2 separate regions of the Homo sapiens genome follow, and region 2 is linked to region 1. Evidence: chromatin loops called from intact Hi-C (ENCODE). Cell type or tissue: gastrocnemius medialis. All regions are shown on one strand.

Region 1 (8,000 bases):
AGATATGGCTGACACCTAGATTTTTAGCATGAGCTACAGGATGGATGGTGAGGCCATTCACTGAGGTGACAAACAGTGAACCACAAGCAGGTTTGGGACAGTGGGAAATGGGAAAATCTGGGTTGTGTTTTGGGTAGGTATGTTTGGGGTGTTTCTGTAAGCACTATTGCCTGTATACCTAATACCCACTTCTCCCTTTTTCATTGCTGACAGAACCTCCATTTTCTTGAGGAATTTAAGCCCTTCAGTGGTTCCCCATTGGGCAAAGACCAAACTCCTCACCATGGCTGTGTCCCAGCCCCAGGTGGCTGCAGACTCCAGCCACTCTGACATTCTTCCAGTTCCTTGGAAGGGAGTTGCTCCCCTACCTGCCCTGCCACAAAAGGGGCCTTCGCAGTGAACGTTCCCTTTGCCCAGTTCATTCTCTTCAATCCCCTACACAGATCTCAGCTCTAACACTACTTCCTTGGGGGCAATTTGCTGTTGATTTGGGAGATTATTAGTGTCTGTCTCCCACACTGTAAGCTCCTGAGGAGGAACCATTTTTTTGCTTTCTATTGTCTCCCCGGCACCCAAGAGCTAGATGTTGTAGGCATGCAATAAATATTTGCCAAATGAAGGACAGAAGAAACAAAAGTACATTTGAAACACCTACCTGCACGCCCACAGGTCTGCACCAAGAAAGCAACTCATTATGAAAATCAGGATGATTTATTCAAAGGGAAATGAGGAGGTGGCCTCAAGGTACCATTTCTTTAAGACTAAAACATAAAGTGCTGAGAAAAATCTCAATGGACCCAAAACCTTACCTATAAAACATTTTAAATCGCTTCATATTACATTTCCTATTCTCAATTTTTGAAGCATATTTGATATATTTGCACCAAAAGGTTCTTTTTGCATCCAGACTTAATAGATATGTGATCTCTGAGTATTCAGGACTTCTGCTCATGTTCTAATCAGCAAAATATTCCCTGAATCATACATCTTTTGGACTCCGGAAAAGTAACTGTACAAAGCTGTTTAGATCACTGACTTAACTATTAAAGGCCTTCACAGAAAGAAGGAAAGGATAAAATGTTGAAGGTTGTTAAAATACATATGTTTCATACACAGGCACACATATAAGCCGATGTTTTTAGCGCAATCCATTTGCCCCCAAGTCCTTTTCTGAAAAGTAGATTCCTGTATACATGTCACTGATTACATATACTGTTCAAAATATGGGAGGATGATCTAGCTATACATATTAATGTCTTTGAAAAAATATACTTAGCACATTAAAGCCATTATTTTATGGGTAATAATGTTTAGGATGAGACCAAAGTAGGCATTTAATGTTGTTGTTTTTTTTAAGTAAATGGATTTAAGGGAGATCAGATAGTTGTCCTATAGTTAACAATGATCCTCAGACAAGACAGAAATCACAAACTTTTAAGAATTATTGAAGGTTTAGAAATGCTGCTATAGACGGATGATGTGGCTTTCTTCCTTTCCATAGCCTCATCGAGCGATACGGTTCTTGCTTATAACATCACACATGTGCTTCCAGGTTTTGGTTGCATCATGTTTTCCTCCCTATCCCATTACCCATAACTCCTATCCCTGAGCAAGTGGGTGGGCGGGTGGAGGAATGAATTTTACAGACAGACTACAACATTTCAAAATGAAATCAGGGTAGCTGATGGACCACTGCGGATATTTATGTCTTAAGGAAAAGCAACCAATATATGATACGGCTGCTCATTCAGGGCTGAAGAGAACTGATTTCCTTTTATAATCAAACAGCATTTTGAACGTGGTCTGACACCGCAAATAATCCCCACTCCCTCAGCACGCTGATGACTGTACCCACAGCCATAAGAGCAGTGTTCTCTTTGATTCAGTTTATCTTTGGGAAACCACTTCACTCTGTGGTCTCAAAGCATTTGGAATGATGATAAAGGCTTGAGTTAGTTTTATCTAGAGTGGCACACTCAGAAAACCAAAGAGAGAGAAAGCAATACTCTTTCAGGGAAGGGTACTATTCCAGGCACAGACACCTTTTCTTTCTTGCAATAGGTAAATGGTGATTCCGTGAACGATAGGGAAGCTCAGTGATCTCGAGAGTCACCCACCCAAAGCAAATGACACCGTGACCATCATTTATTCTAATATTTTACTATAAAAATGTTCAGTCATACCGAAGAGTAGAGGACAACAAACTCCCTTACACTCACCATCTAGATTCAACAATGTTAATGTTTTGCCGTATTTCATCTATTAGTTTTCCTCCTGAGTCATTTAAAAATAAGTTGCCGTCATCATGTCCTTCCCTCCTTAGTGCTTCCCAGGGTGTTTCTCTTCAGAGCAAGGACATTCCCTTACAGAACTACACTGCCACAGCCACCCCTAAGAAAATTAACTCCACATTCCTAGACTTTGTATGCTTTTTTTTTGTTTTTTGAGACACAATCTTGCTCTGTTGCCCTTGCTGGAGTGCAGTGTCTCACTGCAACCTCAGCATACTGGGCTCAAGCAATCCTCCCACCTTAGCCTCCCGAGTAACTGGGACTACAGGTGCATACCACCACACCGAGCTGACTTTTGTATTTTTTTGTAGACACAGGGATGCGCCCTGTTGGCCAGGCTGGTCTCAAAATATGCCGACTTCGGCCTCCCAAAGTGCTGGGATTACAGGCCTGAGCCACCGCACCTAGCCTTCAGACCTATTAAAATTGCCCTAATTGTCACACACCAAGAAAACACTTTTATGGTTAAGGACGGAATGTTTATCTCTTCAAAATTTATATGTTGAAAACGTAATAACTAATGTAATGGTATTTGGAGGTGAAGCCTTTTGGAGATGACTGGGTTATGAGTTAGTCATACATGGGATTTGTGCCCTTATAAAAGGGACCCCAGAGAGCGATCTTCCTTCTTCCACCACATGAGGACGCAGTGAGAAGATGCTATCCCTGAAGAAGCAAGAACTCACCAGACTCCTAAACTGCCAGCACCTTGCTCTCAGACTTCCCAGCCCCCAGGACTATGAGAAATAAATTTCTGCTGTTTATAAGCTGCCCAGTTTATGGTATTTTGTTATAGCAGTCCAAACAGACTAAGACAGTTATTTTTCTAAACCAGGATTCAATCAAGATTCAGTCATTGCATTTGGTTATATCCCTTTAATCTCTATTCTAGAACAGCCCTCCCACTTTTTCCTCCCAATAATATTGACAATTTGAACCGGTCAACAGATCAGAGTATTCCGCATTTTGGATTTGGCTGTTTTCTTGTGATGTTTAACTTGATCCTCTATCCTTGTATTTCCTATAAACTGTCAGGTGTGAAGGCTTGATTGGATTCGTCATTTTTGGCAGGAGTGCTTCATGGGTGAGAAGCTTATTGTGGCTCCTCGAGCTGTCTACAGGGTCTCCCTTTGTCCTCCAGGATAGAGTGCAGTGTTGCGGTCATAGCTCACTGCAATGTCAAACTCCTGGGCTCAAGCAATCCTCCTGCCACAGCCTTCTGAGTAGCTGGGACCACAGGTGTGTACCACTACCTCACCCAGCTAATTTTTTTCTTTTTTTTTTTTTTTTTGTAGAGATGGGGGCTTTACCATGTTGCCCAGGTTGGTTTCAAACTCCAGGCCTCAAGCCATCTTCCTGTATTGGCCTCCCAAAGTGCTGGGGTTACAGATGTGAGCCATCGCGCCTGGCTGGAGCCACTGATTTAGTAAGAATTGCATCCTAATGGTTTTGCATGAACCAACGATTAAAAACAGAAATGTAGTCTGCTAAGAAAAGTTATCTGAATATCTGGAACTGTACAATAATGAGCAAATAATGAGGCTTCCAGGAGAGTATTAGGGTCATTCCTACTTCCCACTTATAAGACTGACTTCCTGTCAATAACTTTGTTATTATGAATGTCGAGTCCATAACAGACTTATTCTCGTGGCCCTTGCTGCCTACTTCATGCTAGCCAAGTCGAATCCAGTTTTAAAATACGCCGGATGCAGTGCAGGAGACACTAAGTGGCGAACTGCGGTTGCCGTGCTGCTGAAATTTAGTGAGGGAAGCCCCGGCCCGGGTGGGTGGTTACGCATTCCGCACCCGGTATTGCCGCATCCGACCTCTGGCCAAGTCAGGCCTCAGGTCCCTGATAACTGGTGTGCCCTAAACTCGCTCTGCAGAACGTCCTTTTTTTTTTTTTTCCTCTAATGTGACAAGGTACAAAACATTCCCTAATGTGCCCGAGAAGAGGAAATAAAGACTGCTGGAAAGAATGCTAAAGCCAGGCACACAGCTTTTTCCTCTGGGAATGTGAATAACACAGCAAACGTGACCGCAGAGAGGCAGTGGCTGTACATCCTACTGGGCTCGCATGAGTGTCATTTGTATTTTTCTCAGTCACAGGCGGCGGCTTCTCTTGACACCATTTAGATGGCCCTTTCAGAAGACACTTAGCGGGTCAACTTTCCCTTGTTCTAACTCAGCTCCAGCCTGGGAAGATGCTGGGTGCGGTTGAGGAATCCACGGGTTAGGGAACTCCGCCTGGCGGGTGCTTGAGTGCCCTCTGGTGGGCAATAGGAAGAATGCAAGTAGCAAAGCCGAAATTATCTTCTCAAGTTGCTCATACAGATTTTAAACAAACTCCTTCCCTTAAAAGAAAAAGAAATCCTAAGTCTACATTGGCATTCCTAAAAATCATTCCTAAAAGTTTTATATTTTCCTTAACCAAAGGGTTGAATAGTCTCAAGCAGGGTAGCATCTCCACCAAAGGTTTGAGTACATGGAGATGAGGGGTGGATTCAAGGAAAACATTTTTACTGAGCCTTCCACCTAAGACGCCTTAAAGATCCTGTAAGAAGCCATTCCGCAGGGTTGCCACACCTGAGGAAATTCAGACCTTTAGCCCCCAGAATCTCCCCATCTACAACTACATCTCTCCCTCCACATCAAAAGCAAACCTTGGAATCTTCATTCCCTAAATATAAATGACTGAGTTTAATCCTTCCGCATACGTTAGGACTTAAAGCCCTGCATTAAAGAGATCAATCAATAATGGTGGAGTTTCCAGTACTGGCCCAGGGCATAATGACAAATTCTCTCCTCCATCACAGATGGTCCGAGGAAATGAGGGGATGGTGAAGGGACTGGGGAGAGGCTAGGGGCTGTGAGAAGCGGGGATCACTACACCCCTCCCCGAGGCTCCACGCTTACACTATGTAGGAGCATGGTAACATGGCCTAGGTTGAAGGCCAGCCCCAAATTTGCCCACGCAATTAAGGATGAGGTATGTAAATGGGGACACAGCATCTCTGAGCAAGGTGTGTTTAGGTGGAAATCAGGGGTGGAGGTGTCACTGGGGAGGTGCAACATTCCTAGTGACACAAGTCACTGAGGAACCAGGCCATCACCCAAGGGTCATGTGACCCAGCTTCTCAGGACAAATATTTATTTAGTCACTGACCAAATAGAGCCACTGGGCTGTCAGTATTAGTGGAGTCAGGCAGGAAAACAGATGAAGCCAGGTGGTGAGCCCTCTGGGGCCAAAGAGAGTGTGGGAGAGCTCCCTCAGCCCCCAACCACCACCTGTCCATATCCTCATGATGGGCCCCGGTGCTTCCTGGGGTGCCTCTACCTTAAGTCACATGGCATGGGGCATGGTAGGTGACCCCGTTTAGCCTCTGCTTATCTTCCCTTCTGTAACAGCCACAGCCACCCGTGTCGGAGGCAGCCCTTCTAGAAATGTGAGCTGATTAGAGAGTGTGCCGCTATTGCTTCCTGACCAGAAATATCGCTCTCCAGCAAAGGGCAAGGTCACACATGGACAGAGGGCAGCAGGGGGAGCAAAGGTTACACCACAAAACAGGCAACCCCCAAATCGTTCCCACACCTCCACTGCTACTACCCTGGTTTGAGCAACCGTGCCCTATGCCCCTTGGCCTGGGTGAGGGTGCCAGACTCCTTGCTGGGCTCTGCCTCCCCTCCATCCTTCTCATCTGCCCTCAGCGTGGCCAGCAGTGTGACCACGCTGAACCTGGGTCAGGTCAGGTCACTTTCTGCTTAGACCCCTCTGGAGGTTCCCCATCTCACATGGACAAAAAGCCTATGGGGGGCCAGGCACAGTGGCTCACGCCTGTAATCTCAGCACTTTGGGAGGCCAAGATGGGAGGATCACTTGAGGCCAGGAGTTCGAGACCAGCCTGGGCAACATAGTGATACTCTACAAAAGAATAAAAAATTAGCCAGGACTGGTGGCACATGCCTGTAGTCCCAGTTGAGGTGGGAGGATCACCTGAGCCCACGGAGGTTGAGGCTGCAGTGAGCTCTGGTTGTGCCACTTGCACTCCAGCCTGAGTGACAGAACAAGACCCTGTCTCAAAAACAAAAAACAAAAAACAAAAAACCCAACAAAACAAACACAAACGCCCCCCAAAACAAAATATAAAAACCTATATTAGGTCCATTTTCACACTGCTGTTGAAGACATAACCAAAACTGGGAACAAAAAGAGGTTTAATTGGACTTACTGTTCCATACGGCTGGGAAGGCCTCAGAATCATAGTGGGAGGTGAAAGGCACTTCTTACATGGTGGTGGCAAGAGAAAAATGAGGAGGAAGCAAAAGCAGGAACCCTGATAAACCCATCGGATCTCATGAAACTTATTCACTACCACAAGAACAGCATGGGAAAGACCGGTCCCCATGATTCAGTTACCTCCCCCTGGGTCTCTCCCACAACTTGTAGGAATTCTGGGAGATACAATTCAAGTTGAGATTTTGGTGGGGACACAGCCAAACTATATGATTCTGCCCCCTCCAAATTTCATGTCCTCACATTTCAAAGCCAATCCTGCCTTCCCAATAGTTCCCCAAAGTCTTAGCTCATTTCAGCATTAACCCAAAAGTCCACAGTCCAAAGTCTCATCTGAGACAAGGCAAGTCCCTCTCGCCTATGAGCCTGTAAATCAAAAGCAAGCTAGTTACTTCCTAGATACAATGGGGGTACAGGTATTGGATAAGTACAGCTGTTCTAAATGGGAGAAATTGGCCAACACAAAGCAGTTTACAGGGACCATGCAAGTCCTAAATCCAGCAGGGCAATCAAATTTTAAAGCTCCAAAATGATCTCCAATGACTCCAGGTCTCACATCCAGGTCGCACTTTGCAAGAGGTGGGTTCCCATGGCCTTGGGCAGCTCTGTTCCTGTGGCTTTGCAGGGTACAGTCACCCTCCTGGGTGCTTTCACGGGCTGGCATTGAGTGTCTGTGGCTTTTCTAGGCACACGGTGCAAGCTGTTGATGGATCTATCATTCTGGGGTCTGGAGGATGGTGGCCCTCTTCTCACAGTTCTACTAGGCAGTGCCCCAGCAGGGACTCTGTGTGGGGGCTCTCACCCCACATTTCCCTTCCACACTACCCTAGCAGAGGTTCTCCATTCAGGGCCCCACCCCTGTAGCAAACTTTTACCTGGGCATCCAGGAGTTTCCATACATCTGAAATCTAAGTGGAGGTTCCCAAACCTCAATTCCTGACTTCTTTGCACTCGCAGGCTCAACACCACGTTGAAGCTGCCAAGGCTTGGGGTTTCCACCCTCTGAAGCCACAGCCTGAGCTATACATTGGCCCCTTTCAGCCATGGCTGGAACAGCTGAGACACAGGGCACAAAGTCCCTAGGCTCCACACAGCATGCGGACCCTGGGCCCAGCTCACAAAACCACTTTTTACTCCTGGGCCTCCAGGCCTGTGATGGGAAGGGATGCCTGGAAGTTCTCTGACATGGTCTGGAGACATTTTCACCGTGGACTTGGAGATTAACATTAGGCGTCTTGCTACTTATGCAAATTTCTGCAGCTGGCTTGAATTTATCCACAGAAAATGGGTTTTTCTTTTCTATTGCATAGTAAGGCTACAAATTTTCCAAACTTTTGTGCTCTACTACCCTTTTAAAATGGAATGCTTTTAACAGTACACAAGTCATCTCTTGAATGCTTTTCTGCTTAGAAATT
Region 2 (8,000 bases), 410 kb before region 1:
TATGATAATATTAGGTTGGTGCAAAAATAATTGCGATTTTTGCCATAACATTTATTGAGTGCTTGCTTATTAAGTGCCAGGTGCTATATTAACTGACACCTTTACTTTTATTATTTCATTTAATTATTCTGGAAACTCTATAAGTTAAGTTCTATACTACCCCAATTTTGTAGATGGGAAACTGAAACTAAGTGTCTCTCCCAGAATCACACAAGTAGTAAATGATAGAGCCAGGATCTGAACGCTGGCATCTGACACCTAAGTCCTTAGCTACTATATTATAGGTGCTCAATAAATTCTTGAATGAAATAACTTCACTGTGTTATTCTCTTTCATGTTGCTTATAACCAAACACTTGAAACTGGATAATTGATAAAGAAAAGAAATTTCTTCACAGTTACAGAGGCTGAGAAGTCCCAGGTCAAGGGGTCCTATCTGGTGACAGCCTTCTTGCTTGAGGGGACTCTCTGAAGAGTACTAAGGTGGTCCAAGGTGTCGCATGGTGAGGGGGCTGAGTGTGCTAACATGTTAGCTCAGGTCTTTGTTCTTCTTATAAAGCCATCAGTCCCCACCCATTATAACCCATTAATCCATGAGTGGATTAATCCACTCATGGATTAACCCATTCATTAGGGCAGAGCCCTCATGATGCAAGCACCGTTTAAAGACCACATCTCTCAATACTGCCACATTGGGGATTAAAGTTCAACATGAGTTTTAGAGGAGACAAATATTCAACCCACAGCACCTACCCATAACCAGAGATAGGGTCACATGCCATGGTACTTTTACTTTTTATCTCTTATCAAGTATATTTAAATACACTTACATTTTGATTATAAACATGGCTTAAAGAATTTAACTCAATTTATAATTGGTTATAATTTCTCAGCAATCATGCAGACTTGAGAACTCTCGCTGTGAGAGATATCTAACTCACAGATTATTCTGAAATGCCAATTCCTCCTTTATCAACAATTCCTCTAACCTCGCTCTCCCTTCCTTCCTTCCTTCCTTCCTTCCTTCCTTCCTTCCTTCCTTCCTTCCTTCTTTCTCTTTCTTTCACAGTCTTGCTCTGTCACCCAGGCTGGAGTGCCTGGGTGACGATCATAGCTCACTGCAGCCTCAAACTCCTAGGCTCAAGCAATCAGCCCCCATCAGCCTCCCAAAGCACTGGGATTACAGGCATGAGCCACCGTACCTGGTCTGTTGTGTCTATTATTGACCCACAAGGGCAGAGATATTTGTATGCTTAGTTTTGTCTGTATCTTTAGTGAATTTAGCACTTAATGTGTCCCTAGTACCTGTAACTGTGTGTGGCACAGAGAGGTAACTCAACAAATATTTATTGAATGAAGAAATAAATGCATGCTTGCAGGAATGGATGAATAAGTGAATGAATCAATGAATACTAAATTGAATAGTTAATGAAAATTGACGATATTATTTTGATTTTGTGGTTTTTAAAAATTTTGGAACCAGGCTGGGTGCGGTGGCTCACACTGTAATCCCAGCACTTTGGGAGGCCGAGATGGGTGGATGACCTTAGGTCAGGAGTTCGAGCCCAGCCTGGCCAAAATGGTGAAACCCTGTCTCTACTAAAAATACAAAAATTAGCCAGGTGTGGTGGCAGGTGCCTGTAATCCCAGCTACTCAGGAGGTTGAGGCAGGAGAATCACTTGAACCCAGGAGGTGGAGGTTGCAGTGAGCCGAGATCGTGCCATTGCACTCCAGCCTGGGGGACAAGAGCGAGACTTCGTCTCAAAAAAAAAATTGGAACCAACTGTTTTTTCAGGTTTCAGACATTTCTGTAAACCAGTAGAAAAGCTGGGAGGCAGACAGGCGTGGTGGCTTACGCCTGTAATCCCAGCACTTTGGGAGGCCGAGGCGGGTGGATCACCTGAGGTCAGGAGTTCAAGACCAGCCTGGCCAACATGGTGAAACCTCGTCTCTACTAAAAATACAAAAATAAGCTGGGCATGGTGTTGGGCATCTGTAATCCCAGCTATTTGGGAGGCTGAGGCAGGAGAATTGCTTGAACCCAGGAGGTGGAGGTTGCAGTGAGCTGATATGGCTCTGCCCCACTCCAGCCTGGGCAACAGAGTGAGACTCCGTCTCAAAAAAAAAAAAAAAAAGAAAGAAAGAAAAGCTGGGAGGCCTGAGATTTTGTGTCTATTATACCTAAGGGATGAAAGAGTCCTGACCTGGAGACCCGAAACAATGTTTGGCTGCTTTTTTCTTTGTCTCTTGTAAACCAACATCAGCAATGAGCAGGCCACCTCAAGTGTGACTCAATCAACGCGAGGCAGGAGGCATGCAAAACAAAACAGAAAACTCCTGGCAGCCTTAATATAGCGATTTTTCTAGCAATCTACATGACTATCCAGGCCCAATGCACCCCATTACATATGCAAAACATCTGACGTTTGTGTAACAAGCCCTTAACCCCTGGCTGTTATTCTTATTTCCAAACTGGGGTGCATCATTAGATAAATGCAGAAATCAAGAACCGTCGCTCCTAGTCAAGCGTCTGTGGCTCAGTTCTCAGAGCCAGGCCAAAGGAGTAATTATAGCTTTCCTCTATAGTGTACGGGGCAGGAGGCTGATTTAATAAAGGAAGCCTACTGTCTGTCTCCAGCCTGGCTCTGACTCATGGAACGAGGGAGTCCCAGAGCACTACCCACAGAGGGTGGGTGGTGAGCAGCTGAGGGTGGGAGGTGAGGGTGGCCGCTAGCAAGGCCTGGGCCCAGAGCCCTGAGAATGAGGAAACTCCCTGCTTGGCCAGGAGGAACCTGCAGCTGGAGCCAGAGGAAGTGAGGCTCAGACAGAGCAGCTGCTGTTCCAGCAACAGCAGCAACTGCCGCACCCTTGAAAGGAGGCCCCTGCCGTGTGGACCCGTAAAATAAAATGGGTTAGTAATTTTCATATTCAGAATTGATTGGGGGAAACGATCGAATTGCTTCTAATGGGGATGGCCACCTTTGTGTGCTGTACCAGGGTCTTTGGTTTCTTTTAGGGGCCTGGGTCGATGGAGTCTGGAGTGATGAGCGTTCGGTTAATTTGGTTTCTCACTTTGGCAGCTAATTAGGTCTTCACGACCACAGAGAGAGTTCTGAGCTGGGAGTGGTTTCAGCTACACCGAGGGGGACGGCCCGCTCTGGAATGGATTTGTGTTCCACCTTAGATAGGTCACCAGAGGTCATCTTATCCTTCCTTCTGCCTCCAGCTGCTTTCTCCTTCCTCCCCTGACAATCAGCCAGACAGAGGCAACCTGACCTCTTCCTCCTCCGGACTCCTCCGGGCGGGAGATTCGGCTCCACCCCTTCCCTTCCCGCTGAGTCACACACCTCCCAGTCAGGTGATCCTCCCCTGGGCCCTTCCGAGAGCACCTTGACCTATATTCCGTTCTCTCCATGACAGCAGACTCTAAGAGTCCCGGGAGAGAGCCCGCCAGGCCAGCTGGCGTGGTGCCCTGGCAGCCCCAGACTGCAGACCAGGCGCCCCGGGCAGCGGGAGGGGGTGCTCCCACCCCAGAGGCCTGGAAATGGAAAGTTAGGAGGCTGGTGGCTGTGTGCAGGGCGGGGGAGGAGGAGGTGGGGAGTTGAGTCAGCTGGGAAAGCTGACAGCCACTGGCGGCCGCGTGCTTCCTCCCCTCCCTCTCTGGGCTCCTCAGCTCCCTGCCAGGCCCTGACCAAGCAGGCTGCAGGGGATGAAGCGGTGAAGGGCAGATGCCATTGTGGCTGGGTGATACTGCAGCCCACGGGGAGAGGTGAGGAATTGTGCAAATAATGGGATAAACCTACATGACTCACCCGGAGAATGTGAGCCGAAGAAAACTTCTCCTGCCACAAGGACCGAATTCCCATTCCCAAATTATCCACAAAATGGCCCCTACTTATTTTGTCTATGGGTTCTTTGTGCAGTTGCTGCCTGTACAGTCTTTGTGTCCTCTGAATGTGAGGAGAATAGGGCTGCTATGGGAAAGGAAATTAAAAGAGAAGTGATCCTTGGGTATCACACCTGTAAAAAGCGATATTAACTGAAAATCACTGTTCCTTTTGAATTAGAAAGCACTCTGAATTTAGACTCATTCGTCTTTTTTTTTTTTTTTTTCCAAAAGACAGGGTCTTGCTCTGTTGCCCAGGCTGCTGGAGTAAAGTGGCTGATCATAGCTCAGTGAAGCCTGGGACTCCTGAGCTCAAGTGATCCTCCCGCCTCAGCCTCCCAAGTAGTTGGGACTACAGGCATGCACAACCATGCCCGACTAATTTTTTAATTTTTTTGTAGGGATGGAGTCTCACCATGTTGTCCAGGCTGGTCTTGAACTCCTGGGCTCAAGCAATCCACCCACCTTGGCCTTGGCCTTTCGAAGTGCTGGGATTACAGGCGTGAGCTGCCACCCCCAGCTTGAGTAGAATCTACCTTCACAAACACTTAGAAGCTCTATGACATTGGCAAGTCACTATAGGCCTCTGTCTCCAATCTGTAATATGGGGATTTTTAATAAAACCATCCTACTACTACATCAGATGGTGTGAACATGAAATCAGATGATGTGCATAAAACATGTTATTATATATAATTATGTGTAACTATATAATATTTTCTCTAGATGGCTATGTCACTGCCCTGTACCATCTGAAAGGGTTGTTTTACTTGTTCACTGTGCTCATGATAGAAGAGCCTGCCTCTGGGTGTGTTCACAAGTGTAAATAGAAAGCTGTAGCCTCTGGCTACATTAGGATTTACTGCATCTAACAAGCAGCCCCACATAGCTTGTTTACACATTACCGACAGATTAGGTGTACATCATCTTATTCCTTTATATCAAGAAAAGCAAGTTTATCATAAGATGGATAAAAACCTGCTGACTGGAATAAATCTTTTTTACTCCAATCTCACATTTTTTCCTTTTCTTTTTTTTTTTTTTTTTTTGAGACAGGGTCTCACTCTTTTACCCAAGCTGGAGTGCATCGGTGCAATCACAGCTCACTGCAGCCTCAAATTCCCATACTCAAGTGGTCCTCCTGCCTCAGCCTCCTGAGTAGCTGGGACCACAGGCATGTGCCACCACACTCAACTAATTTTTAAATTTTTTGTACAGATGAGATATCACTAAATTGCCCAGGCCGACAATTTTTTAATCAGGATGTAAACTTATGAAGTTACTGCCTGGTGTACAGTGGGTGCTAGATGGTAGGGTAGGTGCAAGTTAGATAAATGGAAGGAAAGAAGAAAGGAAGAAGGAAAGAAATTAGGCAACTATAGGAGCAAAGCTGGATTTACCAGGAAACCTCAGGGCTCTTCATTTGCAGGTGTCCCTTACAAGGCCTTGTACCTAATTTTTAATTCATAATAATGTATTCCTTTTCTAAGGAGAGTACCCTAGTATTGTATACACTTTAGGCCACACCATACTTGGATTTGAGCCTTTACAAGAGGTCTGTGAGAGACCCAACCCTTGTTCTTGTTTAAGATTTTTAAGCACAAGTGAAAATCAAGTGGTGTCAGGGAGTTGGGCATTTCCATGTCGTCTCCATCATGAACTCCACATCTGAAATTTGTAGAGAGATCATATGTAGGCCAGGTAAGGACAACAGTGTAAGGAATGGGTCGTAGGAAAAAAGTGGAGGTCAGGAATGTGTAGAATTGTTGGGCCGCTTCCAGTTGATTTCTGTAATCTACTCTCATACTTCAGGGCTATTAAGTTTCCAGAAGGTGTGAATCTGGGTGATGCTGGTTGCATTGTACTGGGCAATGGAGAAACAGTGGCTTGCAATCTGGAACTCTCTGCCTAGTCCTGGCTGGTCTTCACTAGGACTCACTCACTAACTAGTTGTTTGGCCTTGGTAGGAGTCACTTCACCTCTTTGGCCCTATGTTTCTCTACATTTAGGATGTTTGATAGGTGATTTCAGAGCCCCTTGTTTTAGCTTCATGAGAGTAGGGTTCAAAACTGCCTTCTTCACAACTGTATTCCCTGTGTTGAGTACAGTGTCTAATAATAATTATTATTATTATATTAATAGTAAGATTTTTTCATAGTGCTTACAGATGAGGAAACTAAAGTGCAGAGCTGTTAAATAAATGTCCTAGGTCATCCAGCTAGTAAGTGGCAGAACCTGATTCAACCCAAACAGTCTCACTCCAGAGTCTCTCTTCTGAACTGTGACACTCTATACCCACAATAAATATTTTTTTAATAGATTTAGGCCATGCATGGTGGCTCACACCTGTAATCTCAGCACTTTCAGAGGCCAGAGGTGGGAGAATCACTTGAGGCCAGTCTTCAAGACCAGCCTGGGTAACATAGCAAGACTCCATCTCTGCAAAAAAATAAAAAATTAGCCAGGCATGGTGGTGCATGCCTGTAGTCGTAGCTACTCAGGAGGCTGAGGCAGACGGATTGCTTGAGCCCAGGAGTTCAAGGCCACAGTAAGCTGTGATGGTGCCACTGAACTCCAGCCTGGGTGACAGAGTGAGACCCTGTCTCTTTCTTTTTTTGGGGGGACAGAGTCTTGCTCTGTCACTCAGGCTGGAGTGCATTGGCGCAGTCTCGGCTCACTGCAAACTCCGCCTCCCGGGTTCACGCCATTCTCCTGCCTCAGCCTCCTGAGTAGCTGGGACTACAGGCACCCGCCACCACCCCTGGCTAATTTTTTGTATTTTTAGTGGAGAAAGGGTTTCACCATGTTAGCCAGGATGGTCTCGATCTCCTGACCTCGTGATCCGCCCGCCTTGGCCTCCCAAAGTGCTGGGATTATAGGCATGAGCCACCCCACCTGGCCCTGACCCTGTCTCTTTAAAAAAAAAAAAAAAGGTAGATTTTATTTGTTTTTTTTTTCTTTTTCTTTAAAAAAGAGATGGGGTTTCATCATGTTGCCCAGGCTGGTCTCCAACTCCTGAGCTCAAGTGATCCTCCTGCCTCAGCCTCCCAAAGTGCTGGGATTACAGGTGTGAGCCACCATGCCCAGCTTAGCTTTTATTTTTAGAACACTTTTAGATTTGCAGAAGAATTGAGTAGATAGCACAGAGAGTTTGATGAATGAGCAAATCAGTGAATGGAGTATCCCTTGATGGAGACGCTGATTCTTTACCCAAGGCAGGTTAAAAGGGAACTCATCTTTGTGTGAGTTCTCTATGTGCCCAGCACTTTATATATGCTATTTACTTTATTCTTACAGCCAGCTTGTTAAATAGGGAGCGTTAACCTCATTTTGCAGTGAGCAAACTGAGGTTCTGAATGGCTAGAAGAATTGCCCTAAGTCCTCTAGCAGATGAGGGGGTAGAGCTAGAAAGTTCTTATCTATCTCATCCTAAAGATCACATTTGCTTTTTCCTCTGATTGAAAACTTCAAAGTTATCCTCAACAGGTATTTTGTTTTGTACATACCTAACATTGGTCTCTAGTGCCTTATAGTTTTTAAAATGCTTTTGTACCCCTCTTTACCTTTTGGTCATCACAACAGCACAGGAAGGTGAGTAAGGCAGCTTTTATGATTGCATTTCATAGAGGCAGCTACTCGGGCTTAAAACATTAAGCTTGTATATGAAAAGGGCTGAGGTACCTTCAGGACTGGAACACAAATATGTTGATTTCCTACTCCATGGCCTTCCCTTCTCGCCAAAGCATTCCTCTGTTATAAACGACTTCATTGCACAGGATTCTTGCTGGGCCTGCACAGGAAATACCTGGTTTGCTCTGGTCGTGGAGCTGCTCCTCTTCCCTGGAGTTGGCCAGGGGAATTTTTCTAAAATCTAAGCTTTGACTGCATTTAACTCCTTTCCTAAATGTTTGGAGGAAAAGGGTGAACTCTGACATTTTATTTTTTCCCCCTTGTATTTAACCAGCACAAAGATTTGGCCATTTTCAGTTAAAGAATGTTGTTTCCGATTATGGCACAGTTAGAAATTGCATTGCCAATGTTGGAAACCCATTTCATGATGGCAGCAGAGCAGAGATTTCCACTCTGCCCTTGGCTCTCAGGCCACTATTGATAT

The links. Hi-C counts contacts between places; a loop is a spot of excess contacts. Peaks named below come from ENCODE experiments on the same cell type or tissue, not always from the same donor. Only the 100,000 strongest peaks of a DNase experiment are listed, where the experiment ranks them.
Region 2: a loop joins it to region 1, with 4 times the contacts of the local background. A loop is called at or near these places in 3 of 110 quality-filtered maps.

Annotation. Positions count from the first base shown.
Region 1 is chr16:53,506,079-53,514,078 of GRCh38, forward strand. LOC105371268 (a long non-coding RNA gene) reads right to left here. Exons shown (of 2, transcript XR_001752188.2): 2 at 4,206-4,645. Among named protein-coding and RNA genes, the nearest start is that of AKTIP, 6.9 kb to the left of the region's middle. RefSeq lists an enhancer at 4,444-4,583. In gastrocnemius medialis, a CTCF peak has its summit at 4,564 (motif pointing left); a DNase peak (open chromatin) is centred at 4,523; H3K4me3 peaks cover 538 bases; H3K27ac peaks cover 3,244 bases.
Region 2 is chr16:53,096,358-53,104,357 of GRCh38, forward strand. The region is part of intron 1 of CHD9 (chromodomain helicase DNA binding protein 9); the gene reads left to right. Among named protein-coding and RNA genes, the nearest start is that of CHD9, 45 kb to the left of the region's middle. RefSeq lists enhancers at 2,513-2,642, 2,601-3,800, 2,703-2,752, 2,843-2,922, 3,873-3,972 and a silencer at 3,463-3,572. In gastrocnemius medialis, no CTCF peak of the experiment used is centred here; DNase peaks (open chromatin) are centred at 2,754, 3,324 and 3,634; H3K4me3 peaks cover 1,997 bases; H3K27ac peaks cover 5,610 bases.